Linked DNA regions of Homo sapiens: region 1 is linked to region 2. Evidence: read pairs that join two places in POLR2A ChIA-PET (ENCODE). Cell type or tissue: Panc1. All regions are shown on one strand. Each heading gives the region's core, and the rest is flanking DNA. Links, peaks and the distances in the headings are about the cores only.

Evidence for each region. Peaks named below come from ENCODE experiments on the same cell type or tissue, not always from the same donor. Only the 100,000 strongest peaks of a DNase experiment are listed, where the experiment ranks them.
Region 1: POLR2A ChIA-PET joins it to region 2 with 14 read pairs; 3 of 35 experiments call an interaction of 5 or more read pairs at or near these places.

Annotation. Positions count from the first base shown.
Region 1 is chr11:9,724,584-9,730,734 of GRCh38, reverse strand. SWAP70 (switching B cell complex subunit SWAP70) reads right to left here. Exons shown (of 12, transcript NM_015055.4): 4 at 5,850-6,077; 5 at 2,536-2,682; 6 at 1,284-1,392. Among named protein-coding and RNA genes, the nearest start is that of SBF2-AS1, 31 kb to the left of the region's middle. In Panc1, for the core only: no CTCF peak of the experiment used is centred there; a DNase peak (open chromatin) is centred at 3,884.
Region 2 is chr11:10,324,869-10,332,443 of GRCh38, reverse strand. CAND1.11 (a long non-coding RNA gene) reads right to left here. Exons shown (of 4, transcript NR_103765.1): 2 at 1,735-1,874. Among named protein-coding and RNA genes, the nearest start is that of CAND1.11, 20 kb to the right of the region's middle. RefSeq lists a silencer at 3,428-3,722. In Panc1, for the core only: no CTCF peak of the experiment used is centred there; no DNase peak of the experiment used is centred there; H3K27ac peaks cover 3,188 bases.

The DNA.
Region 1 (6,151 bases), core at 1,152-6,151, 600 kb after region 2:
CCCAAAACTAGTGATTTCTTGTGGAAGTAATGGATCTTGAAAATCACTTGAAGTATTAAAAAACTATTGCATAATTCCTCTTTTCTTTTACATATTACCTCAAGCTCAAGATGGCCACTTTAAAATTCTTCACAGTCCTTAAAAGGGAAAATTCTATATTCTTCAAATAATAAGAATAAGTAAAACCTAAAATCTCTAAGATATGGAATCAACCCAGGTGTCCACCAACAGTTGTAGTGTGTGCATACACACATATACCTTGGAATACTATTCAGTCATAAAAAAAGAATGAAATAATGTCTTTTGCAGCAATATGGATAGAACTGGAGGCTATTATCTTGAAGTATTTCTTGAAATAACCCATAAACAGAACATAAAATACATGTTCTTTTTTTTTTTTTTTTTTTAAGTAGAGACGGGGTTTCACCGTGTTAGCCAGGATGGTCTCGATCTCCCAACTTCATGATCCACCCGCCTCTGCCTCCCAAAGTGCTGGGATTATAGGCATGAGCCACCGCACTCGGCCTACATGTTCTTATTTATAAGTGGGAACTAAAATATGTGTACACATGGACATACAGCAAGGAATAATAGACATTGGAGACTCAGAAATGTGGGAAGGCAGGAGGCCGGCAAGGGATGAGAAATTACCTAACAGCAACTATGCGAGTGATGATTACACTAAAAGCCCAGATTTCATCACTACACAATATATCACTGTAGCAGAACTATACTTGCAACCCCAAAATCTATTTAAAAAGTAAATCTCCCATTTATAATTTACCCAAAGTTCATTATGCAAATAAAACTAATGAAAACTTTGAGAGCGCATCTTAATTTGTTTTTCTCTCAGCTACTGTATCACATGCAGAAAATAACTACAATGAGGAAGTAACGCCTTAGCATCCTTCATGAGATTCAAAACTAGAAAGTCAGAGCTCTCGGCCAGGCGTAGTGGCTCACGCCTGTAATCCCAGCACTTTGGGAGGCCAAGGCAGGTGGATCACAAGGTCAGGAGATTGAGACCAGCGTGACCAACATGGTGAAACCCCGTCTCTACTAAAATTACAAAAACATTAGCTGGGCGTGGTGGCTATAGTCCCAGCTACTCTGGAGGCTGAGACAGGATAATTGCTTGAACCCAGGAGGTGGAGGTTGCAGTAAGCCAAGATAGCACCACTGCACTACAGCCCGGGCAACAGAGCAAGACTCCGTCTCAGAAAAAAAAAAGAAAGTCAGAGCTTTCAAGTTATATCATGGCAAATAATAAAAAATCACCTTACCTTGAATCCACTCCTGTTTCTTCTTCTTATCTGAAGCACTGATTTCAAAAGTCTTATCAAAACATTTTACGAGAAAAAGGCATTTCTTTCCATCTTTGTCAGGCAAGGACTAAAACAGAAAGCAAAATTAGTTCCTCAAAATTTTAAGTATTTAAATGAAATTCAATTTGAATTATTTATAAAAATGAGCTGAAACTTAATGTCAATGAAAAATACCTATAAATTCATATTACTGATTTACTAATGCTGTTTCCTAAGCACATTACTTATGGTAAAAATGACCCCAGTTGGTATACTACATCTAGACTGGTAAAACTATAAACACCTGATAGGATGCCATGCATTGGGATTTCCTGAGTATAGCAGCTCTTATCCTGAGCACCTCCCTTGCAGGAATCCTGGAAGGTACATCTGTGATGATGTTACAAGAGGTATTAACTCCTATGGGATATGAAGCACCTAAGCCAGGGTGATTCCTACATCTGCTTAATGTGGCTTTCTCTTCTTGCACTTGGAATGTTGTGGCTGGCAACCCGTGGTTTCTGTCCTATATGTTTATGAGTAAACTGGCCTTTGGTAACCTTGTAGATCTCCATGTTTAGTTAAATCTAAGCAGACTCCTTCATGGGCATCACACATCTCAAGACATTATTATTCACTAAAATACATTATAGTTTATGTGTGAGATTTCAGGTATTTAAATGTTCTTCAACACATACAGACACGGGGACAGTTCATATAAAAATTAAAAACTCAAAAATTTATGTTCTTGAGAATTTCACTTCTTTAAAGAATTAGTACCTATGAATAAAGTGTCCTGAAAGTCACCCAAAGTATTCAAAGACAATGCTTACATCTTCTTTTATTTCTTGCACTCAAAATGTCCCAGATTTTCTGGCATATTCTTTATTCCAAATATTGTCTTACTGAACTTTTTTTTACTTTATTATCTCTTTTATGACTCCATTTTATTCAATAAATGATTCCTTAAATGTTCCAATAAATGATTTAATCCTTATACTTTATTCACGAGTAGAAGGTTGAAAATAAATTCACATTAGAAAAAAATTTTGTCAGCTATGTTTAATTTTTGGTTCAGAAACCATGGCAACTGCATGCCTATATTATTTTGGAAATGTAAATTTGGGGATTATTTTAAGGTTCTAGAGTCTAGGTGGAAGAAGGTGAGAAGCTACTTCAGCATCAGGGGGCAGCACGGGGTAATCATGCAAAGAAGTAAGAGTAGACTCACCTCTACACAGCAATTTTCATCCAAGAGAATGTCTCCTTTCTTATCCTTCAGATCCTCACTCACATAGTAAGAAATTATGTTGGGTTTTAGTACAAACCATCTTTCAGTCCAGTTTTTCCGTCTGTGGCCCTTTTTCATCATGTAACCCTGTGAAAGATTAAATGTGATATAAATTATTGTCTTTTTATTTGTAAGAGCTGACATCTCTTCCTTGATATACTTGCCTACTCCATTATTTGATATATGATCCTGAAAACATGAACACCAATTGTTCTTGGATCCTCTGAGAATCTATGGAGGGGCATTACACCTAGTCATGCAAGCATAACCAGACAAAAATTTGCATATAATTTCAGACACTTCAGAGACAACCCCTCCCCAAAGTGATATGCAGACAATAGAATCCCCTTGACATTAAGTAGCATTTGAGATTTCTAAAAAATCATTATCTTTTAGAGATACCTATTGAAATATTTATAAACAAAATAAAATACCTGAGATTTGCTTCAAAATAATACAGGAGAGGTAAAAGTAGGTGGGGTAGGATTAGCCACATGGTGGTGGTTACTGGAGCTGGTTGATGCATATGTGGGAGTTCATTATACTGGTCTATTCCACTTAAAAAGAAAGAATGAACCCCTAACAATGATTCTCTGTAAATTAAAACCTCGATCAGGCCTGATGCAGTGGCTCATGCCTGTAATCCCAGCACTTTGGGAGGCCAAGGCAGGAGGATCGCTTGAGGCCAGGAGTTCAAGATCAGTGTGGGCAACATAGTGAGACTTCATTTCTACAAAAAAAAAATTTTTTTTTAGGAGTGTCGCTCTGTCGCCCAGGCTGGAGTGCAGTGGGTGCAATCTCGGCTCACTGCAACCTCTCTGCCTCCTAGGTTCAAATGATTCTCCTGCCTCAGCCTCCTGAGTAGCTGGGACTACAAGCGCATGCCACCATGCCTGGCTAATTTTTGAATTTTTAATAGAGATGGGGTTTCAACATGTTGGCCAGATGGTCTCAAGCTCCTGACCTCGTGATCCGCCCACCTCAGCCTCCCAAAGTGCTGGGATTATAGGCGTGAGCCACCACGTCCAGCCAAAATTTTTAAATAAAATAAGTAAAACCTCAGTCACTGAAAATGTTAAATGACTGAGGTAAGTAAAACCTCAATCAATGAAAATGCTAAAGCTTGGCCACATATATCTTCTAAACCAAATATTCAAGGACTTCCACCTCTGGTACCAACCTACCTTTCTGCCTGACCTCTCAATATTCTGAAGGAGGAACTCTGCCCCAGACCAACAGGAAAATACTGCACCAGGAGTTCAAATACTGGCTTCTAAATGTGGCTTCTAAGCTCACACTCACTAGTTCTGTATTTCCTTCCCACAGACTGGCCTCAAAGGTGTGTGACTCAAATGTTTACTTAAGCAAAATTATACATTATTATAGGCCAAAGCCCTTCAGGCTTGTTTAAGAATAGCTGCTATTTTTAGTATTAAATCTACAGGTGCTGATAGCGCATGATAGAATATACATATCATTAAATATATATGATATTGATTGTAAGTTTCAGTTGGTTATTATATTAAGTTCTAATCATATTACATATTCAGTTTCCTAATCTTTGGACATTTAAGCAAAAGCTATCTCATACGGCAATTCTACTACAGTCATATCCTGCCATCCTAAGAGGCTGAGAATTCCACTTCAGATGGAGACCACGTCTCATACCTCTTTGTAGCACCAAAAACCTATACAAATTCAGCCTCAACATTTATGATGTGCTCCATTAGGAAAAAAAAGAACAAAGACAACACTATTACCTATGGAAGAAAGAAAGGATCAAAGTAAGGAAATCCCAAATCAGTTATTATTCAATATAATAATGTAAGAAGTTTCAAAGAATCACCAAAAAAATATAAATTGTATTTAACAAGCATCGAGCTTCATCTGCTATGCTGGGTGCTGAGAAAAAGAGGACAGTCTAAATAAGACAAAAGCAACTTTGCTACATAAAGGTATTTTTTTTTCCACAAGTAGAGGTATTTTTCTGATTTTATAAAAATAATATAAAATCATATAGAAAGTCCAATAATACAGAAAGGAATAAAGAAGAAAAAAATTCACCAAAATCCCACAATCTAGAGGTGATCACTGTAAACATTTTAGCAAGCACCTTCCTGACAGCTCTACACACATGCATAACATTACCTGAAGGGGATTACAAGATATCTCCTGTTCAGCAATGTGGTTTTTTTTCACTCAACGTTATGCCATGGAGATCTTTCTGGATCAGTGGTTATGAATTTCCAAAATAAAATATTTTGGAAATGGCCTGGGCGCGGCGGTTCACGCCTGTAATGCCAACACTTTGGGAGGCCAAGGCTGGTGGATCACAAGGTCAAAAGATCGAGACCGTCCTGGCCAACCTGGTGAAATCCCATCTCTACTAAAAATACAAAAGCTAGCTGGACGTGGTGGCGCACACCTGTAGTCCCAGCTACTCAAAAGGCTGAGGCGGGAGAATTGTTTGAACCCGGGAGGCGGAGGTTGCAGTGAGCCAAGATCATGCCACTGCACTCCAGCCTGGTGACAGCGTGAAATTCCGTCTTGGAAAAAAAAAAAAAAAAAAATATATATATATATATATATATATATATATATATATATATTTTGTATTTTTAATACAGACAGGGTTTCAACATGCTGGCCAGGATGGTCTTGAGCTCCTGACCTGGTGATCCACCCGCCTCAGCCTCCCAAAGTGCTGGGATTACAGGCATGAGCCACCACGTCCAGCCAAAATATATATATATATTTTAACTGTATTCTTAACTGTACTTTAAAATCGCACAAATAATTTTTTTTAATGAAAGCCTAATACAAGACTGGAAAAATAAGAAATTTTATTCCTATTCAAAATCAGGCCAGGCCCAGTGGGTCACACCTGTAATCCCAGCACTTTGGGAGGCCGACGTGGGTGGATCACTTGAGGTCAGGCATTCGAGACCAGCCTGGCCAACATGGTAAAACCCCATCTCTACTAAATATACAAAAATTAGCTGGGCATGGGGGTGCATGCCTTCAAGGCAAGAGAATCCCTTGAACCCAGGAGATGGAGGTTGCAGTAAGCCAAGATCACGTCACTGCACTCCAGACTGGGCGACAGAGCAAGACTGTCTCAAAAAAACAAAAAATAAAAAAACGAAATCAGTGTAAGAAAATAAGTGACTTATACTCATCTTTGTGACAAAAATATTAATTTTAAAATGTCAAATTCTAAAGATGAGAAAAAAAAACAGTAACAGAATTCTTACCTGCTTTAACACATCTAATATAAGTTCATTAAAGACTTCATTAATTGCCATAGACACAGTCTGCCGGTCCATGCCTTTGCTAAACTGTCCATTTCCAATAAGCTCAATAAGTTCCCATGCAGAAAGGCCATTTTTACTGTCATCAAAGTTGATTTTATAATGTTCAAATTGTTCTTGCTGCCAACCTCCTCCCATAGCTTCTGTAAGCTTCTTAAGCAGGTATTCAATCTACATAAAGAATGTGAAATAATTATTTCCTAGTTAAAAAAAACTTTAACATAGTTATGTATTTATGTTATAAA
Region 2 (7,575 bases), core at 977-5,976:
ATCTGGTGGTTTGAAAGTGTTTGGCAATTTCCCCCACCCTCCATCTCCTGCCACCATGTCAGATGTGACTGCTTCCCTTTCCACCATGACTGTAAGTTTCCTGAGGCCTCCCCAGCCATGCAGAACTGTGAGTCAATTAAACCTTCTTTTCTCTATAAATCACCTAGTCTCAGGTAGTTCTTTAAAGCAGCGTGAAAACGGACTAATACAGGGAGACACAATTCAGTCCATGCCAATAGCCTTTCTTGAAGGCTGATACACATATCTCTACTTCAACATCTTTAACAAACGAATGAATGAATGAATGAATGAATGAATGAACAAATGTGGTAGAGCTTCACAGCAAAAGTCCTTTCCCTAGTCAATTTCTTCTCTTCATAGAGGTTGCTGGAATTCCCTTCCAATCTCCCTTCCCTACGTCATTTTTTTCTCCTGCAGTTCTTATGGAAGGCAAAAGAGATTAACTGTTAGGATATTAATTAACTATTGCTGCTTAGCCATATTACCACAAGCTTAACTGCTTAAAAGAGCGCAAGTTTATTATCTCAGTTTCTGTGGTTCAGGAGTACAGGTTTGACTTAGCTGGATTTTCTGCTTAGGGTCTTACAAGGTTGTAATCAAGGTGTCAGCCAAGGCTGTGATCTCATCTGAGGCTGGTCTAGGGAAAGATCTGCTCCAAACACACTCAGAATTCATTTGGCAGAATTCTGTTTCCTGTGGTTGCATTAATAAGACTCAGGGATTCAGTCTCATGGTGGCTGTCAACCAGTGGCCACCCTCAACTCTTAGAGGCTGCCCACAGTTCTTTGGCACATGGGGCTCCCAACATAGCCATCTGCTTCCTCCAAGCCAAGAGAGCAGTTCAGTAAGACAGCACTAATATTCATATCATACGCAGCATAATCAATAATCACATACAATTCACCGTCTTTACTATATTCTGCTAGGTAGAAAAGGCACAGGCCACATCCACACTCAAGGAGAGGGGATTATACCAAGGTATGAATTCCAGAGGTGAGGTTTCATGAAGGTCACCTTAAGAGTCTTTCTGCTTCTTCATGGTTTCTGTTTTTTGGCCTTTTCCTCTTTCTCCCTCTGTCAGGGTCTCTGTGGTCAGACCACATGGCCTACCTGATGGCCATGGAAGAAAGGAAGGGGCAGTGGACCCTCACCCAAAGTAAGTTCCTCTTCTATCACACACTGCCCGAGCAGGAGCTGCCTGAAGGCAGAGAGCCCATCAATTTTCCTATCCTAGGTCCAAGAGTGGCAGAAGAACTTTGGTTGTGATGAGAGTCTCAGCTGCCTGAACATCTCTTGGCTGCTGCTCCAAGCTCCAGGGAGCCCCACAGGAGAGAAAATTATAGTCCTTTGTATTTAATCAAGGCCCCAGAGCACATGGCACACTCCCCTGTAGTAGACTCTAACACAGAGAACCTTGTTCCAACACCATAAATGTGCTTATTTTGTGACCTCTATCAGATTCCAAGTCTCTGGAGGGCCAGGCCCTTGCCCAGTTTTTCTTTTTAATTCCTCAATGTTCTGACGCAAGGTCTGGCATATGGTGGGTGTTTAATATACATTAGGAAGAATGGATTAGGCTGGGCATGATGGCTCATACCTATAATCCCAGCACTTTGGGAGGCCAAGGTGGGAGGATTGCTTGAGCTCAGGAGTTTGAGATCAGCCTGGGCAACATAGTAAGACACTATTTCTACAAAAAGTACAAAAACTTACTGGCTGTAGTGGCACCCACTTGGAGTCCCAGCTACTTGGGAGGCTGAGGTGGGAGGATCACTTGAGTCCAGGAGGTCAAGGGTGCAGTGAGTCATGTTAGCACCACTGCACTCCAGCCAGGCAACAGAGCAAGACCCCGTCTAGAAAAAAAAAAAAGAAGAATAGATTAACTCCATAATTTGAAAACAAATGATTCTTATGTCAGAATCTAATGAATTTAAACAGATAATGTGTTAAACACTTAGAAGAGACTAAGGTTCATGCAATGAAATTCTACTGAAAAATAGAAAGGTAGCCAAAATAGATTAAATTAAAAAATGAAGTTGCACATGATTATGTTTTTTGTAAAAGAAAAAAATATAATTTTGGGTATTGATAATGATGATAGTTGGCATAATGTATATTGTCAATCATAGTTGACATTTTATTTTCCTGTAATGTGTGACATTTTCACTTAAAACAACGAAAAGGAATATAAAGAGCACTGAGATCCCAAGTGGTTCATCAGTGAATCATGCCTCATTTCCTTCTTTTAAATTTTATTATGCTGATGATTCACAGAATTCAGTTTAATTCCACAAACATTTATTGAGAGCCTATTACGTGCAAGATACTGGGTAAGTGCCAGGCCACCAGGGTGGAAATGCTAGAGTCAGTGTAACTTGATTTCATAAAGAAAATACATAATGCATCTCATGATCCAGTGATGGATAAGGTGGAGAGGGAAAGTGGTATAAAAGTACCATGAGGCCAGGCATGGTAGCTCACATCTGTAATCCCAGCACTTTGGGAGGTCGAGGCAGGTGGTTCACTTGAACCCAGGAGTTCAAGACCAGCCTGGACAATATGGCAAAACCCCATCTCTACTAAAAGTACAGAAATTATACAGGCATGGTGGAGTGTGCCTGTAGTCCTAGCTACTTAGGAAGCTGAGGTGGGAGGATCACCTGAGCCCTGAAGGTTGAGGCTACAGTAATCCGAGATCATGCCACGGCACTCCAACCTGGGCAACAGAGTGAGATCCTGCCTAAAAAAAAAAAAAAAAAAAAAAAAAATATATATATATATATATATATATATATATGGTTTGGCCACTGACTGAATAGCTATACACACACTCACTCTGTCACCCAGGCTGGAACAAGGGCAGTAGAGTGATCACAGCTCACTGCAGCCCCAAGCTCCTGGGCTCAGGCAATCCTTCTACCTCAGCCTCCCAAGTAGCTGGGACTACAAGCACATATCACCAGACCCAACTGATTTTATTTCTAATTTTTTGTAGAGATGGGGGTCTCACTTTTTTTCCCAGGCTGGTCTTAAACTCCTGGCTTCAAGCAATCCTCCCACCTCAGCCTTCAGAACTGCTGGGATTACAGGCATGAACCACTGCACCTGGCCCTAGTCAATATTTTTATACGTGTCTTAAATGATGAAGAAGGTAAGCACAAAGTTTAGAGTAATAGCTAATAGACAAAATAAGCAAGATGCAAAATAATCTGACCAGCATGACTTTCAAGAAGAATCATTGTAAAGTTCTGTATTTGGTTCAAAGAAAATCAACAACACAAATTCACAGGGATTCCTGACTTGGCAGCAGTTCATGTAAAAAACAACTGGGCTTTTAATTGACCATGGATTCATTATGAGGCATTATTGGAATGTGACTGATAAAAACAAGATTAGGGCAATTCTTGACCACAGCCATAAATCTAGTGTCCCGATAAGAGGGTGGCAGCTCAATCCTGTTCTGGTCAGACCACACTGGAGTTCTATTTTCATTTCTAAGCATCCATTTCACAGTTGGAACATGGCACCCTTGACCCACTTTTGTGAAGTAATGTTTTCTCACACTCCTTTTCCATCCTGTGTTCTAGCATACTCTCAAGTGCAGTATGCTAACACTAGGACAAATGAGCTCTACCCTTGTAATACAGCACAACTGCAAAGCAGTAATGTCATGTGAATCAAGTTCCTTCAGATTTCAGTCATGTCAGCTTTTTGTTAATTTTTCTTTTATTGCAGTCTCCTCTCCCTGGTGACTTAGGCTAAATCTGGGGGTAATGAAATGACCGAAATCTGACTTACAGCCACTGTGTGTACTCCAAATGATTCCTCCTTCCTATTAGTCATAACATAACCCTTTGTCCTTGAACCAGGCTGCTCTGCCTAGTTTCCTGTTCTTCATGCAAAAACTCCAAGAAACCAGCCTTGCCAACCTCCGATAGGAGTCTAAAGCTACCATTTAGTCTGAAAACTGAGATCTGTGCTACACTTGAATGCAAAGTCATCAGAATTAGCTTACACAAGTTCCCCTTTCTCCCTCTGGCATATACTTCCACTCCTTTGCCATCCCAGCTTTGACTTCCCTTTCTTCTTCAGCCCTAATGAGAACTGGGAGTGCGAAAAAATGTAAGGAAGAAAGGAGGAAAAAGAAGAAAGACAGGAGAGATTAATCTCGATCCCAAAGATAGGTAGGACCTTTTGTTATTACACCAGCAAGTCATGGTTCTCTCCTTTCTTCCCTCTTTGTCTCCCAACCCTCTTCAACATGTATACTTGCCAAGGGCTAGGGAAACCCCAGCTTACAAGATCTACTCCCTCTAAAGGGACTGATCCTAAAATTAAAGCCAGTCCAGAGGGGCCACCTTTCTAGCCCAGGCAAGATATTCAAGCCTCAAACCAGGTTAAGGTCGTGTTGGAGTCCACACATGCCCTCTTCTTCCCTATCCAACAAAGGCCTGAGAAACTATGGTCTTTTCCATTAATGCCCTTGGACTGGAAGGGCAGGGGTCATATATAAATTCTGTGCTAAATACTATGAATTTTTTTTCTTTTTTCAGCATGAGACAGATACTGTGAATGCTATATCCCATTTAATGCCCATAGTAAATCCTGTGCTATAATGTATTAATTAAGATGGCTTCCATTAAAAGGAGCAGAAAGCTCAACTCACTATGGGTTACTAAGTGAAGGAGATGATTGGTTTATACAATAGAAGTATGACAGGATTGAGGATGGGTCCATTTAGGAGTTCAACAACTTTATCAGGGAGTTCTATTTTCCATCACTCCACTCTGCCATTCACAATGAGAGCTTCCATCTAGGGCTTGCCCCTGTTTTAGTCTCAGAGTGGCTTTCTATTGCTGCTGAGACTGCATATGTCTCCCACTTTTATCTAGCAGGAGAAAGGGAACTTGTTTTTCTGGAAATAAGCCAGTAAACTTATGCAAACTCATTGGCCTGAATTGCTAGTGAGACCACATATGTGTCCCATTCTTATCTAGCAGGAAAAAGGAAATTTGTTTTTCTGGAAATAAGCCAATAAACTTATGCAAGCTCACTGGCCTGAATTAGGCCAGCACCCATCACTGGGTCCTGTAATAGTGGCCTTAAAATGGAATTGCACTAGGCCTGAGTCTTCAGGAGTGGAGTGGTCTATTGGGGGAGATGTGGATACCCTAACAAAAGTCATGGTAGTTACCAAGAGAAGAACAAGGGCTGGGGAGGCAACTCCAAGGCTCTCTTAGCTACATATTATCCTATTTTTCAGAGGAGAAACTGAAGCTTGGAGATGCTGCTGTGTGTAATGATAGAGCCAGGACTCTCACCCTTCCCTACACCAGGTTATCTTGAAGAAACAAACCAAAGAAAAGCCGGAATGGTCATCCCTTCACTTTCAGCCTAAAACATGTAGATAGGAAAGAGAAGCAGGGATTTCATGAGACTGGGAAAATCTCAGCCACTGTGCACCCAGGAGCTACTGAATCTACCTACTCCACAAAGCTGAGGCAGCTTTGAACCTTCACATCACCTGGAACCATGCCTAGCTCAGCAACTATTTGTAAACTGAAGAGCAGAGACTACAAAGGTATTACCCATAATGATGAGTTCTAGAGCACTGTTTCCCCAGCCCATTCTGGGTTAAATCAGAGGTGTGGGCTAGCCTGGGAACCTTGCCACACTGCATAACATTGCTCCTCCTGGGGAATGTCTTCCGAGTTCTAAAGGACAGATTTGCAAATAGACTTCTGGAGTACAGCCCCATCCACTGCTGGGAACTGCCTTTGTTTGACTTGTTTATTCAGGAGAGCTTCTCTGGACTTTCACCCAGCCGCTGCCTGGCAGGAGGTGACCTGGCTTTAGCCAACAGTGGGTGGGGACAGCAGGAGAGCAGCTTCTGCTCAGTGCTAACTGGACACAAAGCTATACCATAGGAAGGGGGAAGGGCAGAGTATTCAAAGGCCATAAGACAGCTAGTCTTTGACAAGGGACCTCATTTAAGGAGCATGAGTCTCCCTGTCTCACTTCTACCTGGTGGAAGAGTGAGACAAAATTAACTTACATGACTTGAAAGGCTTTTGCAATTTTTGAGGGCCACTGAGTATAAATTTTCCAATAAGCAGCTGTTGGCTTTTGTTCCTGCTGAGGTCTCTCACAAGGCAGCATCAGGTTTGAGTGTCATGGCCTGCCATGGCCCCACTGGCCTTGAGGGTTTCTGTGGCCTATTTTAAGCAATTTTACTGTTCATGGTCCTGGCAAACATATCCATTTTTCTGACAATATTTATAGTCTGATGTAAGTGTGAACTAGATAATGACCTTTTCAAGTCATGGCACAATGTTCTGTTTAAAGTTTTCATTTTTTTGCTCAGAACATCTGCAAGATCCTTTGACCCTTCTGCATGGTCTCTTGGAGATTTTCCTAACTTTCTGACCACTTGTGGGGATAGAGGGGTGAATGATGGGCAGACCCTTCACGTGTCTTGGGTCATGTGAGCATCTGAGCCTACAGAGAACACTCCTTTTGCTTCTGAAGCTCTTGCAGCCCGTTCTGAGAAATGTAATGCTGACCAGTTCATCTCAGGCATTTCTTTCTCTCCGGACATTATAGGATCACCCTCAAAACACGTGTGAGGGCACATACATCATCAGCTTCCCATAGTGAGTAGTTCCTAGGACTTGGATAACATTTCAAGCTTGACATGGCTAAAACAATACCATATCTGCAGTTAACTTTAGGTGACTCACCAGAAGAGCTATTTTAAACAAATTTGTAGCGACTAAGATTACATTTGTTCTATGAAAAACAGACTGAAAGGACAAAAGGCTAATGCAATATTTTTGAAACGCTCTTTTTAAGCTCAATGAAGTCCTGCTGTATTTTCTTGACAGCATCCTAGTTACCAGGCATAACAGGAGGGGCAATAACTGGTATCTAAACCACTCAAGAAACAAGCATGTCTTGACACCATCCAGCAGGAGTATATGTTCATCAGAAGACAGGTTTGTAGAAATAGTGATGGCCATGTTCATCTAGTCACCAGGGATTCTAATGTATTCCCTTTCAAAATAATATTGGTCAGGCTAGAGCTCTGGTAGCCTTGTGAAGGGTATGGTTTACCAGTCACCTGGCCTGCCTTAAGGTCATCTTCAGTTCTCCTGGCAATTACTATACTCTCTTCTCTATCCCAGAGTGCAGACACATTTCTGTATTTAGTTCAAAGAAAATCAACAGCACAAATTCATAGGGATTCCTGACAAAGCCAGAAGGTCAGAGCTAGAAGCAGATTGGGGCTTCTAGCTCTGACCTTTCAGCTGAGACAAGATTTCTAAGGGGAGAAGAATGAACAGATGTGAGGAATGGGGTGCTCTCATGCTACTCAAATGAAGCACAAAGGTAAACACCAACCTCATTATTCTCCTGAGAAGTTGCTTATTTTCCTGGGGTGGGGAACCTGGGGGCAGGCAGAACCTTCAAGGCCTGAGAACTATCAAGAGACTCTTTAGGAGGCGAGGAGAAGCTGAAACCACTATCCCAACCCAGTTCTCCTGAGTTTTCCTT